Linked DNA regions of Homo sapiens: region 2 is linked to region 1. Evidence: chromatin contacts called from ENCODE Hi-C data. All regions are on one chromosome and are shown on one strand. Each heading gives the region's core, a stretch centred on a gene start or an enhancer-like site at or near the end of the contact. The rest is flanking DNA. Distances are from core to core; before and after follow the strand shown.

The links. A loop is a pair of places that touch in the nucleus more often than their neighbours do.
Region 2: a map of IMR-90 shows a loop between it and region 1 (2.9-fold over the local background). The contact joins two enhancer-like sites. A Hi-C loop is called at or near these places in 1 of 168 maps with a recorded cell type or tissue (IMR-90) and 1 of 37 single-sample maps with no recorded cell type.

Annotation. Positions count from the first base shown.
Region 1 is chr18:68,837,050-68,843,007 of GRCh38, reverse strand. It overlaps CCDC102B (coiled-coil domain containing 102B), which reads right to left. Exons shown (of 8, transcript NM_024781.3): 2 at 5,639-5,958; 3 at 4,082-4,302. Among named protein-coding and RNA genes, the nearest start is that of CCDC102B, 42 kb to the right of the region's middle. Within about 2 kb of position 2,012, at least 3 of the 41 ENCODE cell types and tissues checked have a DNase peak (open chromatin) inside an H3K27ac peak, as active enhancers do.
Region 2 is chr18:69,784,396-69,790,556 of GRCh38, reverse strand. All of the region lies in intron 7 of DOK6 (docking protein 6), which reads right to left. Among named protein-coding and RNA genes, the nearest start is that of CD226, 160 kb to the left of the region's middle. Within about 2 kb of position 2,261, at least 3 of the 41 ENCODE cell types and tissues checked have a DNase peak (open chromatin) inside an H3K27ac peak, as active enhancers do.

The sequences.
Region 1 (5,958 bases), core at 763-3,262:
GCTTGCAGATGAAGCGGACAGGGACCAAGACCAACTCTCATGCCACAAAACTGGTCCCATGAAGACCCCACTGCCTGTAACCTCCTCTGTCTGTTGCCTCTACACTCTCCTGGTAATATGTGTCTGGCAAGCAAACGTATTCAAATTAGCAAATTTGAGCGGAAATTGACATTATAGCTCAAAATATTTCTGGGGAATACATGCAGCCAGGAACACTGATGAGAAAGCCATCAAAATCTTCCTGTAAGCACACTATTTCGGCCACCATTAAGGTAGAGACATCACAGCGGGACCTCAAGATCACCAATACGGGACAGTGAGTGGTGTCACTAAGCACCAGAGGCCACCGCTGCCTCTGGAAACAAGTTGTCTTTATTGCTGCTGCTTCTCGCTTAGGTATGGATTCTAGATGCTGTCTATTGCCTTGCGGTATTGGCTTGGCTTAAAAGTCTAGGTGGCCACCTCTGATGCACTATTCCTAAGTCAAGTGTCTGTACCCTCATTGCAAAGGAAACCCTGGTAGAGACTTACTGGCATTTTTATAATCTATGCACAGGTGTAGACTCTGTTTCATTTGGCAGTGAATTGCCAAAACACAAAATAGACACTGGAGAGTCAAAAAATGGTAAAGGTTTATTGAATATTCCATGAGTGACAGTTAATAAAGTAACAAAATAAGCTTGATTTTCAAATATTTACAAATATTACATTAAATAGTATTAACCAGATTTGCATGTCAATGTATTCATTGAGGAATATATATATATATACTTTATATATATAATTTCTTAAATATGTAAAGTAGAAATCTGTGTCTTTCATACATATATAAAAAATAATATCCTTTGTAGCATTTTTAATTTGCTGAAGCTTCTAACCTGGATTTTAAATCTCATTAAGAAAAAAATTGAACATTTAATGAAGCATGCTACTTTTCTTACATAGAAAATAAATTAAGAAGACAAAATGGGCTGGGCGCAGTGGCTCACGCCTGTAATCCTAGCACTTTGGGAAGCCAAGGCGGTTAGATCACTTGAGGCCAGGAGTTTGAGACCAGCCTGGGCAATATGGCAAAACCCCGTCTCTACTAAAAATAAAAAAATAAAAAATTAGCCAGGCGTGGTGGCACAGCCTGTAATTCCAGCTACTTGGGAGGCTGAGGTGGGAGGATGGCTTGAGCCCAGGAGGCTGAGATTGCAGTGAGCTTACATTGCACCACTGCACTTCAGCCTGGGCAACAGAGCGAGACTGTCTCAAAAAGTAAAGAAAAGAAAAAAAAGATAAAATGATAAAATGGAAAGGGAGGACTGAAGCTCAGCTTAAAGGACACAGAACAAACATTTTACAAGTGATAAAGGAGGTCTCTGCAGTGAAATTTGAAAACTGATTCTGAAGTTTGGGACAGTTCAAATTATTTTATCTCAGTCTCTGTTACTTGAGATTTGGTATTGCCAAACCTCAGCTTCCCAAATGTTTAGGTACACATAGGCCTATAAGAGGATCAGCTTTCCTGGCCTTACTCCAAATTTTCTACCTGGGAAGTCTTTATGAAAGTCAACAGAAATATATAAATTCTCAGTATATGAGAAACTTTTATACACTGGATAATTATTCATAAAACTGAACAGTACTCAGAGTGCAAAGAAAACTATAAAGTTTCATCTATTTGATGAGGAGGTTCTAGTCAAGGACAATGGAAAAAAATGAGTCCCTGAGTTTTCTGAGTTGATTTCTGTGCACTAGTCAAGAAGAGAATTTTCCCACTAGATGGGAATGCAGAAAAAAATACATTCACATCTCAGTCGAAGCCACCCACTCACTGATATTCCAGGAAGAAGAATTTAAAAGATTAGATGGATTTATAAGTAATAGCATATCCTATATTCTTGGAAAATGTTCTCTTGTGATAGAAAAAAAGACTGATTGCCTCATGCGGATTGCATGCAAATGTTGATTCATGGACACAGGAACCATGACTCATCACGTCCGTGGGATTGTTTCTTAAAAGAGGAGAGTAGGAAGACAAAGCCATGGAAAGCTTCCTTTTTTCTCTTATTCTTTGGCCTGTCTATGGATTATAGACTGAAGTCACTGAGAACTGCAGAATGTACTTACTCTGAGAATTGTTCATTTATTCCAAGAAAGTAAAAAGTATATGTTGTGTATATGTATATGGATAAGCGTGTTAAGACAGAACATGCATATCTTTAAAACTGACACCTTAGAATAGAAGTTTACATCTAGAAAAACACAGCTCTGCATTGCTCCTATTAGACTGCACTGGGGAAGTAATATTGTATGTGGGCTGGAGAGAAGTCTATAATTACCAAAAAGTTAAATGCTTCAAGAAGTAAAACCACGGAGATTAGAATGTGACTGAAATGTATAGGGCTAGATAAAATTGTCACTATGTGTACGAGCCTAAAAATTAAATTCATTTTTATTCTGTTTTCTACTAATGTTGGTTGCCTCTATTAGGAATTTACACTTGGTAGAGTAATAAATATTTATTCTGTACATAGATACTTGTATGATCACAATCTACTAATCTAGTGAAATACAGATGAAGAATCTGAAAAAGGGAATTGGTGGCACTAGTAAATTTCAGAGGGACTAATGAGAAACTTCTGGCAGAAAGTAAGTGGTAAAGAACTTACTGTATTTGTGAATGGCTAGCATGCATATTTATCCCTATTTCAGTCCATTCAAGCCAGGAAAATTAAAACTGTTATATAATATATACTTATATAATACATTGTGTGTATATATGCATACATATCCTTCTTGCTTTTCTGGTTCTGCCTATTAAGATTTTTATAACTAAGAGATAAAAAATAATTATTTTTAGATTTTGGAACCTTATTTATATATTAGATATTCCACATTGTGCTAATAAAATTGTAAGCTGATTGCATAGAAACGAAAATCCATATTGAACATTTCATATTACTATTCTCTTTCCCAGATGTTATTTGTTCTTGATCTTTATGAGAATTCACTGAGAAAGGCTATGACAGACTGTATTTTGCAAAGATCGTTGCCACAATGACTGCATCCCACACACCCTTATTATAAAATTGTTTTCACACTCCTTCCATTGAAAGTGCCTCTCTCTCTTTAATCTGAGTCAGACTTTGAGATTCTCACCACCGATAAGTGGGTCTGACTTTTGAGGCAGAATCATTCAAATGGCGTTTTCTTCTCTCTGTGTTCTTAAGATGTTCACTTGCAACCTAGCCCCAATGTTGTGAGGAAGCCAAGCACCCCCTTAAATAGCCCCAGTGCAGGTGTCCCAACTGAGGCATAGATGAAAACCGAGATGGACTGCCAGATATGAGTGAAAGAGGCTGCAGCCCCCAGCCTTCCATGCATTGCCAGCCTTTGAGCCCTTGCAACTGAAGGCACAAGTGAGAGATACAATGTCCATGCCAAGCCATGCTCGCGATTCTTGAACAGAAGACAGGGTGGTTGCTGTTGATATGTTTTAATGATAATTACTTGGAAAAGTTTGTTTCAAGATAATAGATAACTGGAACATAACAGCACTACAGCTATTTTCACAAAGGGGCAACAGCCAACATCACATAGCTAGAAGACATCAGACCAAAGATGAATATCCAGGCCAATTAAGCAAAAGCCTGATGCCCTTAATGGTCCATGTATAAGACTACTTTTTCTGTAATAAATATCTCACAAAATTGTGATTTTTCCACTATTAATATTAACATATTTATTCATTTTTACTGACCAAGTCCAAGATGCTGTCAAACTTAAATAATACACTGGATATTTTAACCTTGTACATTAAGAATTCATATACAATTAAAGTGAATCTACCAGAGAAGATAAAAACATAGTCATGATAAAAGTCAACTTAAAAGAATGGAAAACACTAACAAGTTATAAACTACATTTTAAAATTCAACATATGAATATATATCAAACTAATTTCTTTAAATCCTAAAACTTAATGACTAAACATGGATAAAATACATTATCAAATGACCAATCTATCTGTATTAACAATTTTAAGTGATTTGAAACTTAGACTTGGTTAAGGGAGACAATGATTAGCACTTACTCTCTTTCCTTCCATAAGATTTTTTGGAATTCATCCAAATGCACCTGCAAAGCTGAAATTTCAGTTACTTCATTTTCCAAAGGCAGATTTATTGCTTTCAGTCTCAGCCCAGTTTTCGTTTCACCGTTTCCAGAACCACCATTGTTGAATAAATCAACACCATCTAGATTGGGCTTCATCTCCTCACTTAATTTTAGAGAATCAATAACCACACCTTGTTCCTGAAGACAAAACAAAACAAAACATATTTAAACCTCCTGGAGAAAAATCATGATGACAAAACATTTTCATAAAGAAATAAATGTTACGATACCACAACCAATTCATATTTTTATTTCATTATCATTCCCTGAAAGTGTTGTGTGGCCACACTTACTTGCATTCTTCTTTGAGCTTGTTTTTTTCTATGTTCTACTTTCTCATAAAAAAAATACATTTCTCAAAAGTTCTGCTTTAACTCTTGTTTGTTCTCTTTTTCTAATCGCAGCTAAAAATAACTCTGCACAAACTTGAACAGCTGTAAATAATTTTTAATGAGTTGATGAATTCCTCTTTCAAGTTTCTTTTGTCATAAGACACTTACAGTTTCAAAGCAATCATTTTTTAACATTTTTGAAAGACAAGATAGAATTTTCAGGAAGCTGTTGAATATTTTAAAAAGCTTGCTTATTGCTTCATTTTAGTTCCCCTTATTGCTTTAATTCATGAGTCACATCTAAATAGAATTTAATGGGGCGCTTTAATAAACATGGACATCAGTACTAGAGCAACAACTGCACGACACTCTTAGAGCGTAACTCAAAAACTTCACAGGACTCATGCTATTGGTATTTGCCTACAATTTAAATTTGCCCTGGTTTATAAGTTTGAAATGAAAGACAATTTCAAATAAAATCTCAATGAATAGTCAAGTTCCAGTAAAATCTCGATGATACTTCACTTTTATTTTATTTTTTAAGTAGTATGTGGATTCCAGGTTACCTAGGATGATTCATTCCTTAATTCTCTCAAGAATGAGCATTGCAATCATCTGTACTATAATATTTTGACAAGCAATAAAATAAGATGTGTTGTTCACGGAAAGTATTGAAGTCAGACGAAGGATACATATACATATCTTTCTTGTTAGGTCTCCTAACCCCCAGTACCTCAGAATGTGACTGTTGGTGGAGACAGGGCCTTTAGGGAGGTGATTTAGTTAAATTAGGGTCATTAGGGTGGGCCTAATGATGGTGCCCTTACAAGAAGACCTTAAGACACAGACATGTGTACAGAGAAAAGACCATGTGAAGACACAGGGAGAAAACGGCTTTCTATAAGCCAAGGAGAGAGGCCTCAGAAGAAACCAACCCTGCTAGCATGTTGATCTTGTACTTCTAGCTTCTACAATTGTAAGAAAATGAATTTCTGTTGCTTAAACCACTGTGATTATGGTACTTTGTTATGGTAGCCCTGGCAGGCTAGTATAATCACCATTGCATTTGTCACTTCCTTCTTCCTCCCCATCACTATATATGACCTTCAGAAATTCACATCATCTCTGGATTTTTTTCTTACCTTATTATTTGTGTCCTCCTTTGTAGAAAATTGTCTTTTTACCAAATACTCTCTGATAGACTCATGCATTTGTGAACTCAATTGAAATTGGTCTGTATGTTCACAGGATTCTTCTACGAAGCCAGGAAGCTTCAGATCCTGGGTAACTTTAGCTTCTAATGCCTCCTTCTGAGGTGGCAAACTCTGTTTCTTTTTCAGTGTACTCAATTCTTTCATCGCCATCTCTAGTTTTATTCTGAGTTGTCTTCCTTCCTCCCTGGCACTGTTCCTTTCAGCTCGAACTTTACTCCATTTTTCTCTCCAGTTGGCAGTGCAGTCCG
Region 2 (6,161 bases), core at 1,012-3,511, 950 kb before region 1:
CCATATACTATTTTAAGAATATAAAAATTCTTACTTAGCGCATGCTTCAGATTGTATAATTAATTATAAACACATTCTAGACTTTATAATTTAGTGGTTCTCAGAAACACAGCAATTTTTTAAAAATTATACTTTAAGTTCTGGGATACATGTGCAGAACCTGCAGGTCTGTTACAAAGGTATACACGTGCCATGGTGGTTTGCTGCACCCAACAACCCATCATAGGTTTTAAGCCCTGCATGCATTAGGTATTTCTCCTAATGTTATCCCTCCCCTTGCCCCCCACCCCCCGACAGGCCCCAGTGTGTGATGTTCCCCTCCCTGTGTCCATGTGTTCTTATTGTTCAACTCCCACTTATGAGTGAAACGTGGTGAAACACAGCAATTTTTAAAATTGCACAGGTGCCTGGTGCTTCTCCTGATGGATTAAGAGACATCCTCTCCTTTGACAAAATCTCTGGTCACAGATAATAGAGGACTTGGGGTTTAGTCTGTACCTCTTGTTCAACTCTGAGGACTTTGATCTTGTTACTCCATTGTAGCAACAAAGGGAAGTCAATAATGCCTTTTCAGTAACATGCATGTGAAGTCATAGGGGATCAAAAGTGTCTTTGTGTTTCAGAAATAGTGGAATATCACCACAGACTTACACTGCAGCCTCCCCTAATGTGCTTACTGTTGTGTGGAGGGCTTAGTGGCAGAAAACTTGCTGGATAATCAAGTAAAGAAGAAAAAGTGTTTACAAATTTATTCTGAAGATGATATTCAAATAGTTCTAGCTGGTATCTTAATGGTTAGCCATGGACAGGTTTGGAAAAAACTAGGTTTAATATATTTAATCTGTTTCATGTAGTTAATAAATTGATACAAATTTTGGCAAAAGAAATACTGCCAAGAATGTTTGTAAAAAGTTTCTTTTTAATGTCATCTTTGGGAACATAAACAATCTCAGGTTCTCAGTTGCTTACCACCCCACTATAAAAAGGAGTACAGTGACCAGCAGTTTCTTGTGGTATTATAAAATATAGAGATAATTTTAGTTTTATTTGTTGAATTTCTTTTTTATTTTACTTACACACACACACAAACACACACGCATACACACACCTGACCCAATATAATGGGTCATCCACTTTATTTATAGTTGAGTTGGGAACATTTAGGGAGATTTACCAACATAATGCAAGCATTAATTTTTGGTTTGGAAAGAACAAACTGAATGAAATAAGAGTAAAAGGTCCTATAAAAGGTATTTAGTTTACTCATAAAGCCAGATTTTATATGCGTATATACCATATATTATTTTATTTAACAAATATTTAATAATTTCCATTAAGCCTATGAATAAATACTAATCACTGTGGAAGAAGAAACTCGGAATTAGGGAGACAAAATTGTACTAGCATCATTTTCACAATTGTTGCTTTGAATCATGGTCATGTTTGTAACTCAAATACATGGTCTTGGTTATTATTGGAAAGGATTTCTTAAAAAGTAATAACAAAACATCATTTATCTTTAAAGAACTTCCATAAATGCCCACTAATTTTCTGTTTTAAGGAACTGTTTATTGGGAATACCAACCTTGTTAAGACGAGTTGAAGTCATATACACTATTGTATTTTAATGAGTTGCATTATTTCTGTTCTTTGGTTATTTACGGGAAAACATTTCCATTATTTCATGAGATAGCGTTGCTGAAAGTGAAAACACAGGGCAGCTGGACCAATTTTTTGTGCTCCTAATTTACAGATTGGGACATAATAAAAAGTAAATGAGATAGCTCTTTCTCACCAAGTAGTCTGTCTTCATTACCTGGCAGCGATTCTGTTACTGACATGGGTACATTTAAGAGGCATTATGATTACAATTTACACATTCTGATTACACTAATGCATATTGTTTTATGCCGAACACTTTTGCCAGTCTTCCAAATGATCAGTTAGGACGCCTTGGATAGCTTTACTCTCTGTTCGTTAAGTGCCAAGTTTAAATAGATCATATGCTTAACATTACCTTAATGTTGGAATCTCCACCTACTCCTTAATTTTTATGTGTTACATATCATTGAAAACTTCCATTCTGCATAATAAAAATGGAACAGAACCCTCTAATTTCTTCTCATTACAAAGAGCCCATTTATGCTTACAAATTGTGGCTGCATTCTTCAGGAAGTTAGTCATCCCTCCGTGTTTGTGAACTACACAATTGTTTAAGTGAGTGAGAAGATGACTTAGGAGATTTCTAGATTCCTAAAGACATTAACACACACAACTAGTAACGTGCCAGTTCTAGTACCTTGTTGGGTGTGTATCCTGCTTTGTGAGGAGAACTTTAGGGCACTGAGTTTAATCCAGAAGAGACCTAGATTACCCCTGGTTATTTAATAATCCTTTAGGCACTTGGGAGTTGACTTCTAGACAAAGTACAGATGTTTGGAGACTTGAGGATTCCACGCAAGAGTTCTCTACCATTTAAAACCCTTGTCCCCCAAGTGGCTCCAGAAGGGCACTGGAGGATTTCATAATATCTTAGAGCTGCTGGTGACTCAGCAACTTCTGCAGAAATACACTTATAAGTGGTAGCACCTGTTGGGTATGGACACCCTCAAAAGTAAGCTAATTGCCGAGGCTGAATATATTTAGTCTAAAGTGCATATATATTTAGTCTAAAGGTAGAGCATGGAGGAGAAAGCAGATTAATTGCAACCTTTTAAGTATGACAATAAAGATAGTTTGTCTTTTTCGGAACTCATTTGGGTCTTCTCCCAGGCTCTAGAGAAGCACATATTCCTTCCCTTCATGTATCTGTCTTAGCTAAAAAGTTTGAAAACAGGTACTGTATCATACTAGAACCACTTTTAACTTTGAGGTTGTTTAGCAGCGTGCCCTAGATTTCTGTTTCTGGTCATAATGGAATATCTAGGAATGAGCTGGCTTTCCCTTTTGGTTGTAAACAATTAAAAAAACTGTATCAACATATAAAACAATTGATTTCACACACTGGACAACAGGCAGCACAAGACTGTGACCCTTGACAGAAGAAAAACAAATAAAATGACTTTCATGATTCTTCCTTATAATGTATTGATTCCATTTTCTCTTCCACTGTCAGAGAGGTGGACCCAAGGTGAGAATCTGAATGGACATGCCACCTGTCTAAATACGTATGTTACAAATAAAGTTAACACACTGTAAAAGGAAATATGTTATATTGTCCTATTTTGACAAAGACACATAATTATGACCAAAAAAAGTATATTGGATCTTGATGCTAGTTATAAAAATATTTTCAGTATGAGAAAATTCATCAAGTTTTGTTTTGTTTTGTCTTGTTTTTTGAGACCAAGTCTCACTCTGTTGCCCAGCCTGGAATGCAGTGGCGTGATCTCAGTTCACTGCAACCTCTGCCTCCCAGGTTCAAGCGATTCTCCTGCCTCAGCCTCCCAACTAGCTGGGTTTACAGGCATGCACCACCACGCCTGGCTAATTTTTGTATTTTTGATAGAGATGGGTTTTCACCATGTTGGCCAGGCTGGTCTCAAACTCCTGACCTCAAGTGATCTGCCTGCCTCAACCACCCAAAGTGCTGGGATTACAGGCGTGAGCCACCAAGCCCGGCCATCAGATTGTACACTTGGGATCTGTGCATTTTTGAATTAGGTCAAACAATCTGAAATTGCTGGTACTTAATCACTTTTGACCTACAAAATTAGGAATCACGTGGTTCAACATAATGTACCCATATGTATGAATTTTATATAACAAAATGTCTGCAAAATGTCAAAGTTTACTGTATTTAATTATTGTGCATGTCTCAGTGTTTTACTGATCACAGTGCAAAATGTTCCTTAGGTGCCTTTTGCAACTGTTGCAAGCTTTGTGCTAAGGCACTAACTTCTGAGTATTTTTGAAACTATACATTGTATGTCAAAGCCAGAAAATGAACACTTGCTACTAGTAGGAAATAACACTTCATTGTGCAAGATTCTCTTGTGTTTAAGTTCTGAGGAAAATTAATTGATCTCACCACTCAAATTTCCCCCAACACTTTCTGTGATATAACATTACCGTTATTTCAACTCTACATCAATCTCTTTTTTCCATAAGGCTGACTCTTTATATTAAAGATTATGTTCAGAATAGGAATTAGGTTAAGCCACAAGTGACTCATTCATTGAAAGCTCAGACTTGTAAAATAAAGGGAAGCAGTCTAACATATGAAATATGCTTGTATCAAAATATAATTTTTAAGATCAACACATATTTCAAAAATCAAATATAGGATTTTTTTGCTAGATTATTATCATGTGCTTTGGTTGTTTTCTGAGAATATAGGCCTCAGATTTTATATTAAGCGTAAGTCAATGAATTTTTAGATGGTCTCCATGTCAAGTTTTGATTTATTTTTTCAAGCATGTGGAAACCATTAAGAAATAAATATAGGTGTTTTTTCCCCTTCCTCATAAGAGCATTTTAAATATCAAACGCATACAACAGGAAAGCACAATTGATAAACAAACCAAATATGCAAAAGTCTTTTACTTAGTATAACTTCCCCAATTCTATAATCCTGAAGATATTTTAATGGCATTAAGACTAGCTGAGTACGTATGACTTAATTTGAAGGTCTAACTCTGAGAGAGCATTACCTTTCTAACAAAGAGAGCTAGAAGAGCATTTTAATCATATTTGATTAGCATTCACATTTAATAACTATATACCAAGACTTTCCACAAAGTATTATGGTAACTTATAGCATAAATCATAAGAAAGGAAGCAACTGAGAAATGAATAATATAATGGACAACGTAATGTCAGGAATGAGGAAAGAAACATCAGAAATATGGCAACAAAGCACATTGAGATAAAAAGGCAGTGACTGAGTTTCAAATCTGGCAACGGAACAAAAAGAATTCTTGAGGTTTCTAGATCTGCATACCCATGAACTAATGGAAAATCTATTCCTAAAAGAAGATTCCCAATAACTGGTACAATTTAGGGGAAAAAAAACCTGCCTTGATTTAATGTCTTGATGCTCTTCGATATTTTTCATGTTAATATCCCTTTTTATTGTTAAACCACCATGGCCTTGGCTGCAGAACGAGGGTCATAGGTTTTTATTAGAATTGAAACGGAGACCACCATAGTTATATAGTTTGAGGACATAATTACAGATGTCTGGGCAAAACAGGACGAACAGAATTTCAAGACCCAGTATATAAAAATGTTTTGCTGAACCAAATGCGTAATTGCAAACCTACATCTTAGAATTAAATTCTAGATTTGATGAATAAGATGCTCAGTAAGACATCATCCAAATAATCTGTTTAGTGTCCAGCTCCAAACAGGCAATCTTATCTTCTTTACTATATTAACAGAACATTGCTGATGTTGGGCTGTCATTACACACATAAAAGTTCTGAGAAATGGAAGCATTTGCTGAATTATGTGTCCTATATGACAGCAATAATGGGAAAAGCAAGTCATCACAGACCGTCATTTGCCATCCCATCAAAAGGACACTGAGTGTACTTTAATTATAGCATATAGCATGAGATTATGCTTCTCAGTCTAAAGTGTTGCCGTAGTGTTTATGGAATCAGGTTATGAACTGCATTTTCAGCACCAGCATGGGTGACAAACAGTCTCTATGACTTTGAGATTTATAATGATAAAAAACATAGTAAAGTCAATTTTACCTGCATTTCTATAAGGTTAATGATCCATGACCAAGAAAATGGAAAATCTGATGAATCTCTCATTAACTTTTGAAAAACACAGTGTGAAAATCTTATATAAAAACAAGAATTATCTATCTTGTGGAAATAGATTTTTTTCTCCCTATGGAATAACTACATTGCCATATTTGATAAGTGCTTAGGAATATCTTAGGAATTAAATTAAACTAATGAATTTTTTTGGATGGAATAAAATGTAATCCAACATAAAGTGATGACGGATAGCCATTTTCACTTAATCTTATGCAATTTTTAAAGAAATTAATCACAATTTTACTTGCAATAATAAATTACAAGTGCATCATAATATTTTATATTACATTTTATATTTTTATATTAAATTATAAAATAAAGTGTGCTCTTTTGATACTGTAATATTATGAGAATAATTTATTTATATATAAAAACTCCATATAAAAC